2 separate regions of the Homo sapiens genome follow, and region 2 is linked to region 1. A link is a loop called in an ENCODE intact Hi-C map of the cell type or tissue named here. Cell type or tissue: dorsolateral prefrontal cortex. All regions are shown on one strand. Each heading gives the region's core, and the rest is flanking DNA. Links, peaks and the distances in the headings are about the cores only. Region 1 has its middle 200 kb from the start of ESRRG. Region 2 has its middle 51 kb from the start of ESRRG.

Evidence for each region. Peaks named below come from ENCODE experiments on the same cell type or tissue, not always from the same donor. Only the 100,000 strongest peaks of a DNase experiment are listed, where the experiment ranks them.
Region 2: it touches region 1 in a loop (2.0-fold over the local background); 1 of 110 quality-filtered maps calls a loop at or near these places.

The regions. Positions count from the first base shown.
Region 1 is chr1:216,922,473-216,932,120 of GRCh38, forward strand. It overlaps a transcript of ESRRG not described here. Among named protein-coding and RNA genes, the nearest start is that of ESRRG, 200 kb to the left of the region's middle. In dorsolateral prefrontal cortex, for the core only: no CTCF peak of the experiment used is centred there; a DNase peak (open chromatin) is centred at 4,418; H3K4me3 peaks cover 771 bases; H3K27ac peaks cover 319 bases.
Region 2 is chr1:216,769,910-216,779,557 of GRCh38, forward strand. It overlaps a transcript of ESRRG not described here. Among named protein-coding and RNA genes, the nearest start is that of ESRRG, 51 kb to the left of the region's middle. In dorsolateral prefrontal cortex, for the core only: no CTCF peak of the experiment used is centred there; no DNase peak of the experiment used is centred there.

The DNA.
Region 1 (9,648 bases), core at 971-8,970:
TCTTTTCATCAGGGTAGAAAAATACAAAGAAGGATATAGTGCTGGTTGCCTGTTCATTAACTAGGTAGAATTACTGCAGCAAGAAGGTTAATAATTACACAAGTAATTAACACTTCCTTCATTTTCATACTCTAATCCTATAGTTGCAGGATTTCAACTTTGGTCCCCGAGTCCGAAGGAAGATGAGAGCAGAATGGCAATGAATTGGATTGGCTTTGGAAAAGGAGCTGGGAAACAAGAAGATAGCCCTGGGTTTCTAACCACTTTCTAATGAACCACAACTGCAACACATGAACAATACCAGCAAGCACTTTAGTGTTTCCTGTGGGTTTTCTGTTGTTGTTAACAATTGCAAGTTTTTGTGGCAGCAAGAGCCATACTGTTGTGCGCCATACGGGTATTTGACACCCCAGTCTTCCCTAAGCCTCCACTCCTACCCTTTCACGCCTGCACACTGTATATTTGTTGTCACTGTTTATTAAAGATAACTATGCCCTAAGTCTTTATTTACTTCTGTTTATTGCTATTTTAACAAGAGTCACCAGAGAGCAGCTATGCTTCTGGTCCACTCGGGTTCTTTAATCACTGTTAGTAGGTAAAATCATCTGTGACAACTAATCCAAAAAGCAGATTATATTTATTTTGGCTACAGTGGCTTGCAATTCGTTAAAATCAACAAAGCCTTTTCATTAGCCCCCTGCTTATGTCCTAAAAACAGACATTTCAAGGGTCTCAAAGCGCTGAGCTACACATATGCAGCCAAGCTAATTCTGACAGATTCTCAGTGCCATTCTTAACACTAAATCTTATTAAACTAACAAACAAGAAACAGAACCCCTCTGCTTTCATACAAAGGCTTAATTAACATGCCTAAACTCCAAAATCAAAATCATAGCTGCAAAGCTCCCTGAATATGGAAACAAAACAAACACAGAGACTGTGTCATTCGTTAAGCAAGATTTACCAAAAATCGGGACTTTTCTGCATTTTTTTTTTCAAAAAAATAATGTGGGAAAGGATTAGAAATGAGAACCATGGTGCCTGTTACTCCATAGTTCTGCATGGGCATTCTAGCCTTCAAAAGCTGGGATTGTGATTAACTGGACTGTTGGTGGAGTCGGCAGATCCGAGCAGAGGATCAAGATCTTATTCCAGAGGTTGCCAGAGATTAGAAACAGTGGCAGCAGGTTTTAAGGACAGCATCATTCCATCAACATTCCATGCATCCGCTTTCTCCAACCCTCACTCCTACAACCACACTGCTGCATTTTTCAGGCATATTTCTTTTACTTGCCTGACCACCTGGCTGTCCAGTGTCACAATGAAGGGCCTCTTTAACACTGAATTGGATTTTCGGGTTCAGTGTCAGAAATGGGAGCGTTCCAGGAAAGATGCTCACGGCAGTGACTCAGCCATTACTGCACCACCAGGCAGTGGCCATAATTAATGAATGTATCAAAAGGTCTACTCAAGGAGCAAAGAAGGTAGACAATGATTTATGTTTACCTACGAAGAAGATTATTTAGCTTTGCAAGAGCTTTCAAAATGAGGGAGCCCAGAATTATTTAGAGATGGTGTGATACCTTTCCAAACCTGAAGAGAAATTCGAGGAGTGAGCAAGTGGATCCAGAAATGAAGGGCAGGGGGAGCAGACAGAGGAAGAGGTTTTCTCTCCCACATTTCCCCCTCCACAGCTCTGATTGGAAAGCTGCTATGATTTGTATATTTCCATGACTGCTACTGCAATGGAATTACTTGTTTGTCCCTCCAGCATAATCCTGAACATTGTCAAGGATGATTACCAGATGATACTTCACGCAAGTCTCTATCCTAACATGCAGATTTCCACTGGTTGAAAGGGGAGGCCAAAAGCAGCCCTCGAGAGCAATGGCTCACTTGGTTCTTAAATGCACATGTGACAAGCACATCAGGCTGCCTCCGAGACCAAAGGGTCCAATTCGCCTCCACAAGGGCCAGTGTCCAGCAGCCCCTTCAGCCAGGGCTTTGGCTTCTTCTGGTTCATTCCATAAGCAAAAGAGCTGTCTGTTAGAGCAGATAATAAAATCCAGCCTAGAAGGAAAATCCACATGCAAAGCCTCTCTCAAATCAGAGTTTTGTCCACAGGGAAAAGTGAGCCACATCTGATATAAAAGTTATCATTTTGCCTCTCCATAATTAAAACTATTGTTGCCATGGCAATCCAAAGAGTGTTGCAAATACAGGAAAGGCTCATGTCATGGCTTTTTGTTGTTATTGATAGAGTTTGCAGCTCCAGCCACGGTGTATTTATGACAGGGTGGAAATGTGACTTGGGCAAACAGGAAGCCGTAGCGGGTGAGGTGAGAAACTCTAAAACTTCATTATGTACCCAAGATACTCTTTTCAATTGTTCCTCAGCCCCTAGCCTGACTTACTCCATAGATAATAAAAGTATATGGTCTTTCTGATGCATATTTACATCTAGTAGCTCTCCCCAGCATACCCCAAAGCTTCCTGGTTTTCTTCTGTATCATCTGCTACTATTTACCCAAGAAGATTTCCAGGTCCTTGAAACAGGTCCCTTTTCTGAGCCACCTTATCAAGCAATAGGAACCACAGGCAGTTCTCCCGCAGGGAGACAAAGGTTTGGGGACTTAAACAGGATGGCTCAACAGGCTGCATGACTGTTGTTATAAAAACATGTTGGCCAAGTGTGGTGGCTCATGCCTGTAATCTCAGCACTTTGGGAGGCCGAGGCGGGCAGATCATGAGGCCAGGAGTTCAAGACCAGCCTGGCCAACATGGTGAAACCCCGTCTCTACTAAAAACACAAAAATTAGCTGGGCATGATGGTGTGCACCTGCAGTCCCAGCTACTTGGGAGGCTGAGGAAGGAAAATTGCCTGAACCCGGGAGGCGGAGGTTGCAGTGAGCTGAGATCACGCCACCACACTCCAGCCTGGGGGACAGAGCGAGACTCCGTCTCAAAAACAACAACAACAATAACAATGACAAACATGTTGAGACAAGCGAGACAGCAGCGGTTCCCGGAAGGAGTATTTCAATTTTATATCTTCTAAGGTTATTCTCAAATACAAGAGAAGAACATGCCCCTGAGGTTTTTCTGTTTTTGGGGGGACAGGGATTGGGTTTTTGTTTTTTTGGGGTGGGGGCGGAATGCTCCTTCTTTTCCTGGTTTATTCAAAGTGGGTCTGCTCGGCTGGGTGTGGTGGCTCACTCCTGTAATTCCAGCACTTTGGGAGGCCGAGGAGGAAGGATCGCCTGAGGTCAGGAGTTTGAGACCAGCCTGTCCAACATGGCAAAACCCTGTCTCTCCTAAAAATACAAAAATTAGCAGGCGTGGTGGTGTACTCCTGTAATCCCAGCTACTTGGGAGGCTGAGGCAGGAGAATCACTTGAACCCGGGGGGTGGAGGTTGCAGTGAGCCAACATCGCACCATGGCACTCCAGCCTGGGCAACAGAGCTAGACTCTGTCTCCAGAAAAAACCAAAGTGGGTCTGCTCTTCACAGTTCATGATCACCTCAGGAGAAAACAATCTGAGCGAGCATGAGAAAAAGGCCACACAAACAACTCCACAGCCCTCAGACAGCCCTGAAATCTGGTACAGATCTGCAAGCAAAACGCTGGGATGGATGGACCAGTGTTTTCCAGACTTGCCAGACCCAAAGGAGCACCTCGGGCACTTATTAGAACACAGATGCCAGGCCCCTGCCCTCGAGCTGCTGCTTCCGCAGATCTGCACACACCTGGGAAACACCAGATCAGATGAATTTGGCCAGGTGCTCTAAGGGACACACCACACTCTCATAACTGAGTAAAAAATTAAATCCAGAGCCAAAGAAACTGAGGAGACAGAGGACTTGTTCCCTGGCCTGTTCTGTGGGAACAGGTACTTCAGCTCAACCACTTTCCATCCCAGGAAAACTGATAACACCTATGAAAAAAAAAAAAAAAAAATCACTCCTGTTTCGTTCCTGTGACTCTTACACATGAAATGTGAATCCATGGAGTCCAAAGACCAAATGGTTTGGCAATATTTATTTGGCAGAGGAGCGAAGGGGAAAAAGTTACATTTAATTTTAAAATTTTATTTTTCAATGAAAAATAATAGGAGAGAAACTAGCCATTTAAAACTCTGGAAAATCAACTAGCTACTTTTTTTGTGGTCTGAGAGGGACATTGCACTTGCAGCCATAGAGATACAAAAAAAAGTATAATGTTTCACTTAATGCTGAGGACAGTAGCTCAAGATGTTGAAAGAAGCATATAATATTTCCCCTGGGGGATCTGAAGGTAGCAGTGTAGGTGACAAAAAAGCCTGGAAGATTGAGGTAGAGAAGGAAGCTTTCATCCGGTCAAATGAGTAGCCAGAGCGCCGGGTGGAATGCTGAATGCTGAATGCTGAATGCTGAATGCAGCATGCTGTCACTAAGCGAGCTCTCCCTGCACGAAGAATAGCCCAACAGAGCTCCAATTACTATATTTCATGGACACTCTGTCTCACTGGAATACAGCTTGTTGGGGGATTAGTGTCTAGAGAGAAATTCTCAAATAAACTTTTATTAAAAGACTAGATGCTTAGAAATGGCAACTGCTTCTTTTTAATTCTGAAAGCAATCCGAACCATAACTCAAGAGTTCTGCCGTCTGATAACTGAGTAAAATCCAATGCTGTTCCTGAAATTTTATAGACACTCCTCTCTTTCTAAGTACATGAATAGTGTATATACACTCTTCAAAGGCTCGATTTTTCTCTTTTGTAGCAAAATGGCAAGAGCCTATGGGAATGCGGTGCCTGGGGCAATGTTCCTTTTTGCTTAGAAGGGACCTGCCTGCTAATCACCTGCAAGTAATAATAGACTACAAGGGAGGGAGCCTGAAGACGGCCCCTCACCACCCTGAAGGGCAAGGGTTAAGTAGAAACAAAGGGAGGGAGGCGTTCTTGGCCTGAGGGAGCTCTGCAAAGTGACCAGTGAGAATATCCCCAAGGATGGATCCAAGGGGCTGAGGAGCAGCAGTTAAAGATCAGAGGCAACTTGAAATGGGCCAACGTGCTGAGCTTCTGAACTAGAAAGAAAAAGGATAATACTTCCAAAAGGCTAACACAATCTTAGGGCCAGCCATATCTTGGAAAGTGACTTGCTCTGCCTTTAGGCTGAGAGGTTGAGCTTGATGGCTAAGGCACGCCATAGGCCCCTCTCTGCAGGCTGAGAAATTTCCTTCAGGAATATGGCATTCTTTTACTCCAAGGCAGGACTGGTGCCATACTGGATGCTGGCACCGCGGGACGGGGCTCCCAGATCATGAAGGAGAGCACTAGCTTTGCATGGGATATGACGAAATCTGGCTATTCTTACTGGTGTACTTTAACCCAAGAGAACTTAGAGCAGACAATTCAAAGGGCATTAAAGGCTTAGAAAACTGTAGCTAAGAAGTTGTTAAGGGAAAAGAGTTTAATCCAGTTCCAATCTTTAACTTCGAAAGAATTCAGGCACATGAGGGATTTTCATGGGGTGAGTTTTAGTAATTCTTTTCCAGTTACTGAAAAGACAAAGAGAAGAAAAGGGCTCAAAATAGTCTAGTTAAAAAGAAGAAAGTCTTGACCATGAGGGATTGGAACCTAATGGTGACCGTGGAATCTCTTCCTTCATATTGTTGTTAATTATAGAATAGATATGCATCAATCTTGTGCTGAGGGCTCTCCCTGCATGAAATTTGTAGAATGGCTTTGAATTGATTGACTCTTCCTTCACCATTGAATTTTTCCCCTGTAAAATATCTGTGGGCAAACTCCCTTTTAGCCTCCACTTTTTCTCACCTCTTTTCCCCAGTGTCTCCTCTCAGAGGATGTCTCAGTTTTTTCTGCCCCTTCTAGCCATCCCACTCCTCCATTTCAATAACAAGGGAAGGTTAAAAAGAGGAGCATCTCTCAACCCCACTTCTCAATATTTACTATCATTAAGAAACTCACAGCATCCATCTTCATTGCCTTCTTCACGTCAAGACTGCCATGACCCATTGGGAACATCTCCTCTTCTTCCTGTCACAGCCTCCATGTTCGTGGACATTTTTTATGAGTTTCCTAAGCACATTGATGATTCTTCCATCTATCCTTTCCTTCCCTGATTAAATCCTCCAGCTGCATGCCACTGACCATCACCCAGGTTACTAGATTACATGGAGGATTATGTATTTTAGGATTTAAAACAATGGTCTCCTATGGAAACAATCCAAATATTAATCAACAAACAAATGGAAAAACAAAATGTGGTCGCTACATACAGTGAATATTATTAAGCCTTGGAAAAGATTAGGATTCTGATACATGCTACAGCCAGGATGAACCTTGAAGACACTACTCTGAGTGAAATAAGCCAGATACAAAAGGACAAACATTGTATGATTTTACGTATTTGAGGCACCCAGAGTAGTCAAATTCATAGAGACAGAAAGAATGGGGGATGCTAGGGATAGGAGGAGAGCGGAAATGGGAATTATTGTTGAATAGGTACAGAGTTTCAATTTGAGATGATGAAAAATATCTAGAGATGGATGATGAACAAGAATGGGAATGCACTTAATGCCACTGAACTGTATGTACACTTAGAAATGGCTAAAGTAGTTAATTTTCTCACCACAGTTAAAAAAAAATACTGGAAAAAAAACCACACTGGTCTCCCAAGTTTGAATGTGAATGTTCAAGTCACACCTGATTGTTTCAGAAGACACTTGTCAGGCTCTGTTAACAATTGGTGGTAAAAGTTGGTCACTCAAATTTCTTCCTTCCTTGCTTCCTTCCTTCCTTCCTTCCTTCCCTCTTTCCCTTAAGAAATATTTATTGTGCAACTACTCTGTGACAAGTACAATACTAAAAGATGTGACTCAATAGAATTCACAACCCAGAAGAGAAAAGGGGCCATCAAAAAGGCAATACATCTCCCATCAAATTTTAAACATAGGAAATGAATGCTTGGAAACATATAATGAAGACTTCACCCAGTGCGTGTGTGGAGGGGAGCTGGGAGAGGGAGTGCTTGAAGAAATGTTTTTAAGCTGAGACCTGGAATTTGAATAAGAGTTGGGCAAAAAAACAAGGAGTATGTAGAAGAACATTCCAGACAGAGAGAATGGCATTTGAAATGAAAAAGAATGCAAGGCTTAGTGCATCACAGGTGGTTTGGCTTTGCAGGAGTTTAGGAAAGCAGAGAAGTACGTGATGAGGCCTGAAAGGTGGGCAGAGTGCAGACCACAGGGGGCCTAGGAGATGGCATTAAGACTTTTAGACTTTTTGTCCTAAATGCCAAATGAGAATATTGGACCAGACCCCCCAGGTCTCTTCCTCCTTTATGATGCTATTCAACTATAAAATGCTACATCTGTGATCCCTTTCCAAGCACAACTGCCATGCCAGTCCTGCCATCAACCTCCCCATGTTCTCATAGAAACCGTACCTGATTTCCAGCCCTCAGGAAACCCCCTAACACCCATACTGTATCACTCTTACCTTATCTAAGTTATTAGTCACCACCTGATTTCATTGGACATCCTTCCTCTCTGAGTCCAGGAGAGACCCCTCACCACTGTCCTCACCTCATGGACATTCTGCCAAGTTTAATATGTCATCTTCCTTTCTGACTCACATCCCCTTTGAAGAACCTTTCTCTGACTCACTTCTCCCTTTTCTCACACATCCTTATTTTTCTCTTGCATCTTTAATCTCCCTTCTAACCTCCTTCCTTCTGCTTCAGATATTCTGGGTCTCTTCTATATCCATATTGCTTTTTGGTTCTCAAGTGCAAAGGAAGATGTGAACATGGCTCATTACCAATTCATTCTATTTAACTTCAACTTTGCCCTCCCCCATGAATACCAGGTGATCCATTTATTCATCCCCTGAGCATTCCCCAGCTCACTTCCTTCTGAGGTTTATTTAGAATTACTCTCTCCTCAAGCTTCAACCCCCCATTTTCAGACTGACTTTACATTCTATTTATTCTGTGGGCGTCCTCTCTGCCCTTGCCTCTGCTGCCCATGGGTCTGTTTCTAGAGATAAGTTTAGTCTTCTAGTCTTTGTCAGGGTGGATGAGACTTCACTGTGTTAAAGACCTGGAAACTGCAAAGACGTATAAGACATAGTTCTTGTCCTTCCAGAAATTTCAATCTAGTTAAGAACCTGTAGAAATACAGTACTATAATACATTGTTGTTTCAGCATGAGTCTTAAATAGTACTGACAGACACTTCAACATCCAGATTTCTTCTAGCTCAAGGAGTCAGGAAAGGCTGCAGGAAGGAGGTGACATTTAAGCTGAGCCTTGAAAGATAAATGGGACTCCAGTTAGCTTGTCAAAGAGTAATGGAGAAGGCCCCAAAAAGAAGGAACTGCAAATGGGAAGCATTGCCTGTAGAACACACAAGGTTCCACAATGATTACGATTTTTAAAGTGAAGAAGAGCAACTAGAAGTGGGTGATGGGATAATGCTGTGGAGAGCTTAACTGCCCAATGAGGACAGATCTCACCAGAGATAATGGGAACTCATGTGATTTTTGTAAGGAAAGCTGGCATGTTAAGCGATATTATTCTAGTGTGGCTGATGTGGGACTTGGAAGTTGAGAGGCTAATGGCCAAGTTCAGTGAAGGGGCACCTGTCACTGTCTGGTCCCAAAGCATCTAGGAGAAGGTACATGGATATTAAAGATGACATGCACGTTTCTCCTAATTCTCATATGAGGATCCTTGTCCCTTGTCCATCCCTAATCATTTTGGGGGAAGGTATTCCTTACCCTTATTGACTTATTATTTCATTTTTTCTAACCTCACCTTCAGAACTTTCTTTGTCTTCAGCTTAAAATACCTTTCTCTGGCCTACCCTTTGTGTAAAATAAGAGAAATTCAGGAAAATAATTCTCCCTTCCTATGAAAAATGTTTTCCCTTGACCCACACTGAGAAACTGCTCCTTCCTTATTCTGGAAAATGGACTCTGTCTTCCCAAAGTTTTCCAGCTCCCTGACTTGCTCTTTCCTTCCCCTGGAAATCTTCCCACCCCTGCTGCCTCAGCCTTAGAGGTTCAGCTGGGATGTTGCTCTCAGGAGGACCAGCTGCACCCCGCCTCCCAACTGGCCCAATTGGCCCAGGTGCCCTCCTCAGGGTTCTCCTGGGACTCTGAACACCCTTGGTTACTGCACTGATCACACAAAGCAGAAATCCCTGTGCTCTGCAGTCATCTCTCCAACTTGTCTATGAGCTGTGGGAAGCAGGGATCATGTTGAAAAGACATACAAAATATTTAGAATAAAAAGATTATTTTTCTTTCTTTCAGAGGAGAAGCCAATCTAATCAAGACAGAAAAATGAGAAACCACAAAAAAAAAAAAAAACACAAAATAAATACATTTGACTTCTTTTCTATCATGAAAGATAATTCAAACCAAAATTAAAAGGTGAAAATAAGGCCAGGTGCGGTGGCTCACGCCTGTAATCCCAGCACTTTGGGAGGCCGAGGCAGGCAGATCATGAGGTCAGGAGTTCAAGACCAGCCTGGCCAACATGGTGAAACGTGGTCTCTACTAAAAATATAAAAATCAGCCGGACATGGTGGCGTGCACCTGTAATCCGAGTTACTCAGGAGGCTGAGGCAGGAAAATTGC
Region 2 (9,648 bases), core at 694-8,693, 150 kb before region 1:
GACAATATTGTTAAGGAAGAGAATAGAGAAATTATAAAGAGGAATATTAACTAAGGATAAGTCCACTTTTCAGGAATAGAAACAAAGAGAGCTACCAAACAAGGAAAACTGAGAAGTGAATTAGGGTAGGGCAAAAAGAGCAAGGGAAGCTAGGCAAGTGGGTGAAAGATAGATAGAAAATACCACAGACATTGAGAGAAGGAAGGAGAAGAAATGAGAAACAAAGGTCACCCAATTTGGCAATAGGAAAACCCTGGTGAGTCTTTTGGTGGGCTAATAACTGGAGTTCAAGGGTGCACATCACTTAGGAAATCTGGTGGTCTATAGAGGGGAAAAAAATAGGACTGATTCAAAAGTACCCTGTGATAGAGATGAGTTTAACTTTTTATAAACACACAGGAGACTTAAACATGTAAGAAAAGGAAGAGACCAGAGAGCTAGTTCCATTGTCCTGGATTCTTCTGCATTAATTAGCATTTATTAATTGTTTACTCTATAGATGTTTGCATCTCTTCACCAGTACATATTTCCAGCATGAGCCAAGGCCTTTTAGCATTGGGAGATAGATCAGATATTTCTTTTTGCTCTCCACCTAACATCAGATCAGAGTAGAAGATCGATATCTTTCATTGACCATATTTCTGCATATATATATTTCTCAGACATTCAATTTTTAATTGAAAGAAAAAAGGAGTAAATAATAATGATTATAACAATAAATAACAGGTTAAAATATTAAGCATAATACATGATACTTTACATGAATTATCTCATCTTTTTAAAAAACCACATTTTAAGCAACAACAAAAAATACTTGATTCATTGTTGGATTATATTTTGTACGTAACTATTCAACATTTCCTGCCCTTTTTTCAAAAGCTGATAGTAGATTCACTGTCAAGTCCCTACCACAATGACCTGTCTATCCGTTTATCTTTCCATCTATCCAACCATGCATCCACCTGCCCACCCATTCACCCATCCTTCCATTCATTCATTTATTCATTCATTCACTCATTCACTAATTCATCAAATATTCCTACTCCAAGCTAGGTATTGGATGAGATAAAACATCAGCCTTGATTCACCAATTCCACTTTTTGTCTTGTTTTTAAAGACAGGTTCTTGCTATGTTGCCCAGGCTGTCCTCAAACTCCTGGGCTCAAGGGATCCTCCTGCTCCAGCCTCCCAAGTAGCCAGGAGGCCATCATGCACTTCAATTCCACTTTTTAACAAATAATCTCAAAGGCACATTTCTTTGCCAAATGAACAAAACTATCATAATTCAATTAGTGGAAATTTTTAAAATAAATAACAGAAGAAAATGATACTTGCTTTTTATATTAGTTTTATTCATCTGCTAAAGATGCTCAATAATGCTTTAGCACAAATACACATATGCTTATAACAGTATGTAAAAAATTCAATTGGAAAATTAAAATTAGGCACATTTCTAATTTAATGCCTTATAATCTTTGCCATAGCATGTATGTACAGTTATCTAATAAGTAAAATATGTAGAACAAGGAAGAAGAACCTCGCCCTAAGGGAATTTATAATATATTCTAGTGTATTCTAATGGTGTGTGAAATATACATCTAAACTCAGAATTTGTCAAAATTTTGTAACTGGGAGATGCTGACAACTATGTCCAAATATGCATCTAAAAGATTCCTGCCATGGGAAAAAAGCCTTTATTTGATGATGCTCATATACTGTATTTAAAAGCTTCCTTATGTACTGCAAGAACAATTAATAGGCCTCTACCTAGAAATATTTTGAGGAAGCAATGTGGAACAGCACTGCTGTGTTTATTTACTGTACTGTGGTATTATTTTTCCTGTGATAGCATTAGAAATACAGGTGGTAAATTTAATTACAGTATTTTTATTTTTAAGTTTGTGGTGTTTTTTTTTTTTTTTTTTGAAAGACATAGCTAATGAGGTAAAAATTTAAATATCAAACCCCAAAGTGTGTGGTGAAAGTGACACTGCTGTAGTATATTATTCAGGGGCCTGAGTTCTGATCCTAGCTGTCTATGACCTGAGGTGAACATTTAACTTCTCATAGCCTCTGAGACAATCTGTTTATGAAGAGGAGATGGCATCAGCATAAACTGATGGGAGTTCTATAAAGGGGGCAGCTTCACACACTCAAATACCTACAGGATCCAGACAGGTACCCGACAGATTTAAGCAATACAGAGTAGAGGGATCCATGGTGAGCTGAAGAATGGAGGCCCCATCTAAATGCATTCACATTCAGATCTAACAAAACCACAGCTACACGTTGTTCACACCAATAGTAAAAGAAACAAGCGAAGCATACCTGCAGTCCTCATACAGCTGGCTGCAAAATCTGCATGGACTGTGAATTTCCAGTCCTAAAACGGTGGATCTATGATGCTGAGCTCCCAAAAGAACTCTGCTCTCTCTTTCTCTACTCTAACATCCCAGAATTCAGCAGCTCGGGTAGAAGCTGCACATGACAAGTTTGGGAAGATTCCTCAATTCCACAGCCTTTTAAAAACTTCTAGATGTATATCACTCTACCTTTAACCAATAGCTAGAGCACAATGTGAGAAAAACAATTGTGACACTAACATATGAACACTGATGTACCTAAGCTGCTTCTCTAACATAAGTTTTCAAGCTGTCAAAACATATTCTTTGTCATTCCTCAATACATGAGAACAGCATCATTAGCTTGAAAGGTGTATGTTATTTACCAGTGACCTACTTCAGAGAGAGTTAATCTTAGAAAACAATGGCATAGTGAGTTTTTTGTTTGTTTGTTTGTTTGTTTGTTTTTCACTTAACAACCCATTCTGGCTTTGGAACTAGATTCCCAAATAGCTTAGTGGATCTGACCCACTGTCAGATTACCCAAAGAGAGGCTAAGAAATGTACTTGGGCAGCTGCAAGTCAGGAGCACTAGCACATTTTTTTTTTTTTAATAAGCTGATATTTGGTGTTTCCAAAAGGAGAAAAAAAATCTTTGGGGGAAAAATCAGAACTTTATTGATTTCTTAAACTACCAGTTAGTTTGTTATTGTTTTTATTTGGAATTACCTCTAGATAGGAGATCAGGAGATGAGCATCCCTTTTAACGCTCAACATGGCTTCTAATGGTCTTAGTCTGCCCTTGATCTGACCATTCGGGTAGGCAGAGAAGTCAAACAAACAAATCAAGGCATGAAAGAAATCTTAACCAAAGAATCTCAATCAAGTAAAGGAAAAAACTGAACTTAAAATGTGTATGCCTTTCTGTAATATTCATAGTGAAAGATAGCGTAAATTGTGTTTGTTTTCAAGAGATTGGAATTAGAAAATTGGATAGCTTACCAAGCAGATAAGGGATTCACCATGGAATTCATGCATTTTGCACACAGATATAGCTTGCTTTTGGTTTAAAACTTCCACCAGAAATGCAATGATCCAATATAAGCAACATACAGTTTTCTTTACTTCATGGACTGCCTTGATGTAGATATGGTATCTTACTTAGGGAATTTATTTCTGCACCACTGATCCCACTGAAGATTACCGAACACCTTTGGGATCTTCCCACTTTTGAAAAAATTGTCAATTGTAGTCAACTATGAAAATGCTTTGTATAAGTGGTATTACATAGACTTAATAAGAGGGACAAAAAAGAAAATAAGAAGGTCTCAGGGCTTCAATAAATATCCAAAAGATAGAAAAACATTTACAAATCCCCAACACATGTTCTCTAAGGTCTTTCATGAAGAAAAAGGATAGAGCTATCTTTTATATAAGGGAAAATAGTCAGACTTGGATCTTTTGAGAAAGCAGCTGCAGATCAGCTTGTTTTGAGGCTACAACAGATAAGATGAACAGTGGGGAGTAAAAGGTATTAATAGGATCATGCACTTTTAGAAATGAGAAGGCCTTTATAAATCAGGCAGTACAGCCCCTGATGGGTTCCTTGTCATAGATAACATTCTAGTCACAATATGCCCAAGGACTGAATAGATTTTATATATAAGTACTAGATAATTATAATTTTATTATTAAAAATAGTAAAGTGGTTACTAATACCTTAGAGTATGATCTTTTGTTTATATACCACTGCATTTACTCTTCATAACAGTTCTATATAAAGAGCATTAACCACCATTTAAAGATGAATGCGTTCACAGCCATAGAGGCCACATAGCTTAGGAGTGGAAGAGCTAAGATTTGAACCCAAACATGGACTTCTTGATATCAAGACCACTGCACTAGCCTCAGTGCTTCCTTAGAGAGCTCGGTCAGAACTTGTCAGTGGTAATAGAACTGGTATTTTGGTAGCTCTCCCTGCCTCCTTACCTTCTGTAGAGGGAAGCCTGAGAAATCATTTAGGTTCCTTTCAAGGTGATGATTTAACCCATGTCATAAGTCTGCAGCAGGGGCCACAGTTTAGCCTGTATTAGAGTGCTGCTCATGTCATGGATGTGAAAGCACATGACGTTCCATTACGCAGTGCGGTGGGAGGTTATGAATTGCAAAAGCAACATGAAATTCTAAACTTCAGTCTCCTCTGTACATCAGTCATGCTGTGCTATCATCATGTTACTCTCTCATATTATCAATGAAAATCTTTCTTGCTCGACCCTCCAAAACTGTCTCTTCTCCCCCTTCAAATATACCACTGCGTACTTTCCTAAAGGCACTGTCATGTTTCAAAGCCATTGTTCATAAATAAAGACTTTGAAGTAAACAAAAAATCCTTATAACATATTAATGAAAAGGCTCAAATGTAGCACTAAATCCACACTCTGATTAAAAGCGTGTGAAAACTGTGACTGTGTACGAACAGAGTCTAAAAAGGAATATAGAAACAATTAATTAAGGTAATAAGACAGTAAGACAGTGAATAATTTCTTCTTTTTTTTTTTTTAAGACAGAATCTTGCTCTGTCAACCAGGCTGGAGTGCTGGAGTGCAGTGGCACGAGCACAGCTCACTGAAGCTTTGGACTCCCGGGCTTAAGCAATCCTCCCACCTCAGCCTCTTGAGTAGCTGGGACTACAGGTGCACACCAACATGCTCGGCTATTTTTTTTTTTTTTAATTTTTAGTAGAAACAAGGTCTCACTATATTGCTCAGGCTGGTCTAAAACTCCTGCACTCAAGTAATCCTCCCATCTCGGCCACCCCAAGTGCTAGGATTATAGGCGTGAGCCACCGTGCCCAGCCTCTTTTCTTAGTTTTTAATTGTTGAATATGATATGTGTATTGTAGTAAAAATGTGAACATAGCAATATCGCCCTATTTCCAGTTTGCCATTTGCCTTCTGTCACCTGTTGTTCATCTATTTATTGTATAACAAGAGGGTTTCCTGGGTTCTAAGATCGGCTTCTTCTTGGTTTTCCCATGCTTATTATAGGAATTCACTCATTTCGTCACTTTAATTATCTCCATAATCTTTATCTCTAGCTCTTGAGCTCTTCGACCATATAACAAGTGGCCTAATGTATGAAATGACGTGACTGTTCAATAAGCACCTCAAAAGTCATCATCTCCTCCCCAGAACCATTCCTTTTCCTGTGTTTCTCATGTTGGTGAACCACACCACTCTATTCCCAATTGCTCAACCCTGACAGCATGGAGTCTTTCCCACCTAAATAAAATGTCACATCTTTTTTTTTTTTTTTTTTTTTTTTTTTTTTTTTTTTTTTTTAGACAGCGTCTCACGCTGTCGCACAGGCTGGTCATCGCAGCCTTGACTTTCCAGACTCAGGTGATCCTCTCACTTCAGCCTCCCAAGTGGCTGGGACTATAGGTGTGCACCACCATGCCTAGCTATTTTATTTATTTATTTTTGTATTTTTTTGTAGAGATGATGCTTCACTATGTTGCCCAGGCTGGTCTTGAACTCCTGGGCTCAAGTAATCCGCCTTTCTTGGCCTCCCAAAGTGCTGGGGTTACAGATGTCAGCTACCGTGCCAAGCTATTTTTTTATACAATATCACCCCCAATTTATCACTCTTTTTTCTTTACCCATTGCCATTGTCTTAATTGAAGCTACTCTTTCCTCTCACCAACACCATTGCAAAAGGCTTCCTATAAGTGATTTCCAGTTTATAATCTCACCTTGATTCTCTCCAACAAAACCAGAGTGATCACTTTAAAATGGAGAGCTCTTCTTATCACTCCTCTATGTAAATCCCTATAATAGCTCCCTGTTACTTTTAGATTAAGGGCACAGTGCTTAACATGTTATACAAGGTGCTTTTTGGTCTGGCCTGAGCCTACATTTAGAATCCTTTCTCACTATCACCACTCCCTTCCCTACCAAGCTTATTAATAACAAACCATAATAATGATAATCTGTGGCTTGCAGTTCTCCCATAATACCCTGTCCTTTGCACATACGGCAACCACTCCCCACTCTACTCCCAACACACATTTTCCCTGACTTAACCTAGTGTCCTTCAGGACTTTTCCTCGCCTCAAAGGCTGACTTAGAGGCACCTGAGTTGCATCCCGAGGTGGTCCCAAGGATCCCAACCCTAGCCCTGTTCTAGCACTTACCACACTATCATAATCGCCTGTTCATGGGTCTGCATTCCTTCACTGGACTTCATACTCTCTGAGGGTTGGAACTATGTCTTATTCGCCATTGTGTCCATAGCATAGTTCCTAGTACAGTTAATTATGGAATAAAAAAATGCTAAATGGTTACATCTAAAGGTCAAGATCCATTCAAATATTACAGTATGTTGGCATGGACAACATTCCATAGAACCATCTTCAAATACATTGGTAGTAAGGGATTTTATGGAGTTCAGGAGGTAAAAGAATATTCCATGGCTTCCAAGACAATATCACAAGAGACAAGGACTAATCTCAAGACCCCCCAGTCCTGATCACATTAAAGAAGAAAGTAGTGATGGTCATGGAAGCCAGTGAAGGGTAGCACTGAGGCAACACTAGAAGTGTGGCCAGATGGGGACAGGGACAGAAGAGCCACACACCTTCACAACCATTGGGTATAGCATGTGCTAAGGAGAGGACCCAAGAAGTTGGAAGACAAACGAGGGCATCTCTAGGCATTTTTAACTGTAGGTTGGACTCCACACCTAGTCTTCTCTTAACCTTTTGAAGTGTATCTATCAGTGTTCTGGATTTATCCTACTCTCTTCCCAGTGAGGTACTACTGGCATGATCCATGGGAAGGGCATAATTCACAGATGGGGCTTGCCTACCCAGGCTGTAGTCAGCAGTGACATATTTTGTGACAGCTCTGTATAAAAGATGACGCTAACATAAATAAAATGCACTGTATATTATGGGGTAACAAAATTTAAAAGCACTACAGATCTACTCCTCCAGCAGTGAGGAGCCAAGATTTCAGTCTGTGAGAGATGGTGTTCCGAGGCAATGCTAAGAGTCTGCCTAGCAGCTCCTCCCATTCCCAACAGTGTCCCCGCAGTTGAGCTGTCAGCCAGCGCAACACGAAAACTCTCTCAACAAGAGCTAATGAAGAGCTGCCACAGATATTTATGATCTCATATCACACTTCCAGACTGCTGTTTCACTTTTTATTCCACTCATTTTGTTGAAGAGGTTTTTCTTTGTAATCTGTTACAGATCACTGAAAATGATGGATAAGAATCAGCAAGGGGTTGTGTAAGAACCACAGTGCTAGACTTAAATCTAAGTCTGAGTTTTGATTCAATCACTGAATAATTACATTCCTATTGGATACTCAGGGGAACTCAGTTTCCTAATCTTTAAAATGGGCATCTTGTCTTTTTCATTTCTATGGTCCCAACATCTAACACAATGTAATAGTCCTATTGTAAGTAATCCACATTCCTTTCTCTCTCTTTCTTATACACACACATAACACATACACATAAATTTGGCATTTACTTTTCTGAATGCAGGAATGTTTTCTTAAAAAGCTGATAAATTGTTTAACTTACATATCTTATCATGGAATGATACAAGTTCTCTCTATTCCATTATCTCTTCCATGCTGACTTATGAAGACAACCAGGCTTGCTATCAACAGTCAAACCTAGCCTTGCCACCTGCCTTCACCTACCTGGTACCTATCACTGCTAATGATCAGAAAAGCATCATGCTCAGATTAATTAAAGAGTAAGAATCTAGGAGTCATTTGAGTTATCTGGTCTCGGATCAATAGAAATTATAAAACAGACCAAACAGAGAAACCTGTTGAAGCTTGTATAGGTGAGCTTTCTTGGGAAGCAAGTTCTGAGATTTGTGTGCTGGGGGTGGGGTGTTATTAGAGAGTGCTCCTAAGAACTGAGTGGGGAGGGAAGTAGAAAACGGCAGAGGGAGGAGTTTAAGTGCAATGCAGTGGATCCCGCCAGGAGCTCCAAAGTTCAAATGCCTCTTCAGAGTTGTCCTTACTTGAGACAAGAGAGCTGGTCCTTTGTACCTCTACTTAGATCAGTCATTAGAGCCTTGGGAGAGGCATGGATAATTCCTGGGGAGGGACTCAACTGTGAACCATCACTTTTGGTAGCAGAGGGAATGAATTTCTTGGTCCTGGAAGAAGGTTTGAACAGCACACCACAGTATCCACTACAGAAGTGTTGTGTCGGGCCCTGACAGTCAGGGTCTATAGATCCCTGGGTCACTTGGCAGTCAAGCAGCAGTCTCTAATTACCTTTCTTGGCCCATCGCAGAGGTCAGAAGTGGGCTCCCTGTGACCCTGAAGTACTTCCTGACCAGGAAGTAGTCAACAGGCCCCAACAGACTATAGACACGCAGGAGGAGCCATACTTTTGGCTGAAATGTATTGTACACCCACTGCAAAATTGTACTACTTGATTAGAAATAGTAAGCCTTCCTCTACTTTTGAGAGCCATCCAGTTGGGATTCAACCTATGTGGAAGAAGTATCTAACTTCATTGTTCCGAAAGGAGGAAATACTAAGAAATGAAGCTCATTACTAACATCTGATAAACATACTGGAGATGAGACAGAAAGTAAGCTTTTGAAAAGAAACCTATCTATGCAACAGGTTCTCAGGGGAACACAGTGAATCAGCAATGTTAACCTGAAGCCATGGGCCTCTTCCTCAGTCACTCATCAACTCTGTTATGTCAATGCTGAAACAATGCCAGAATACAGAGCTGAACTGTAAAGATCCCTTCCTTAGTGGTTATTCATATTGTTTTCTATCTCTGTTATTATGTGGAGGCTTAAACTATATATATATATATATAATTATATATGTAAATATAAATATATATTTATATATATATAAAATAAATATATATATAATTATATAAATATATATTTATATTTATAAATATAAATATATATTTATATTTATAAATATAAATATATATTTATATTTATAAATATAAATATATATTTATATTTATAAACATTATATTTATATTTATAAACATTATATTTATAAATATAAATATATATTTATATTTATAAACATAAAATATTTATATTTATTTATAAAAATATGTATTTATATTTAAATAACTATAAATATTATAAAATAAATATTTATAAATTTATTTATAAAAATAAATATTTATAAATATAAATATAAATATATATTTATAAATATAAATATATATTTATATATAAATATATATTTATAAATATAAATATAAATATTTATATTTATATATATAATTATAT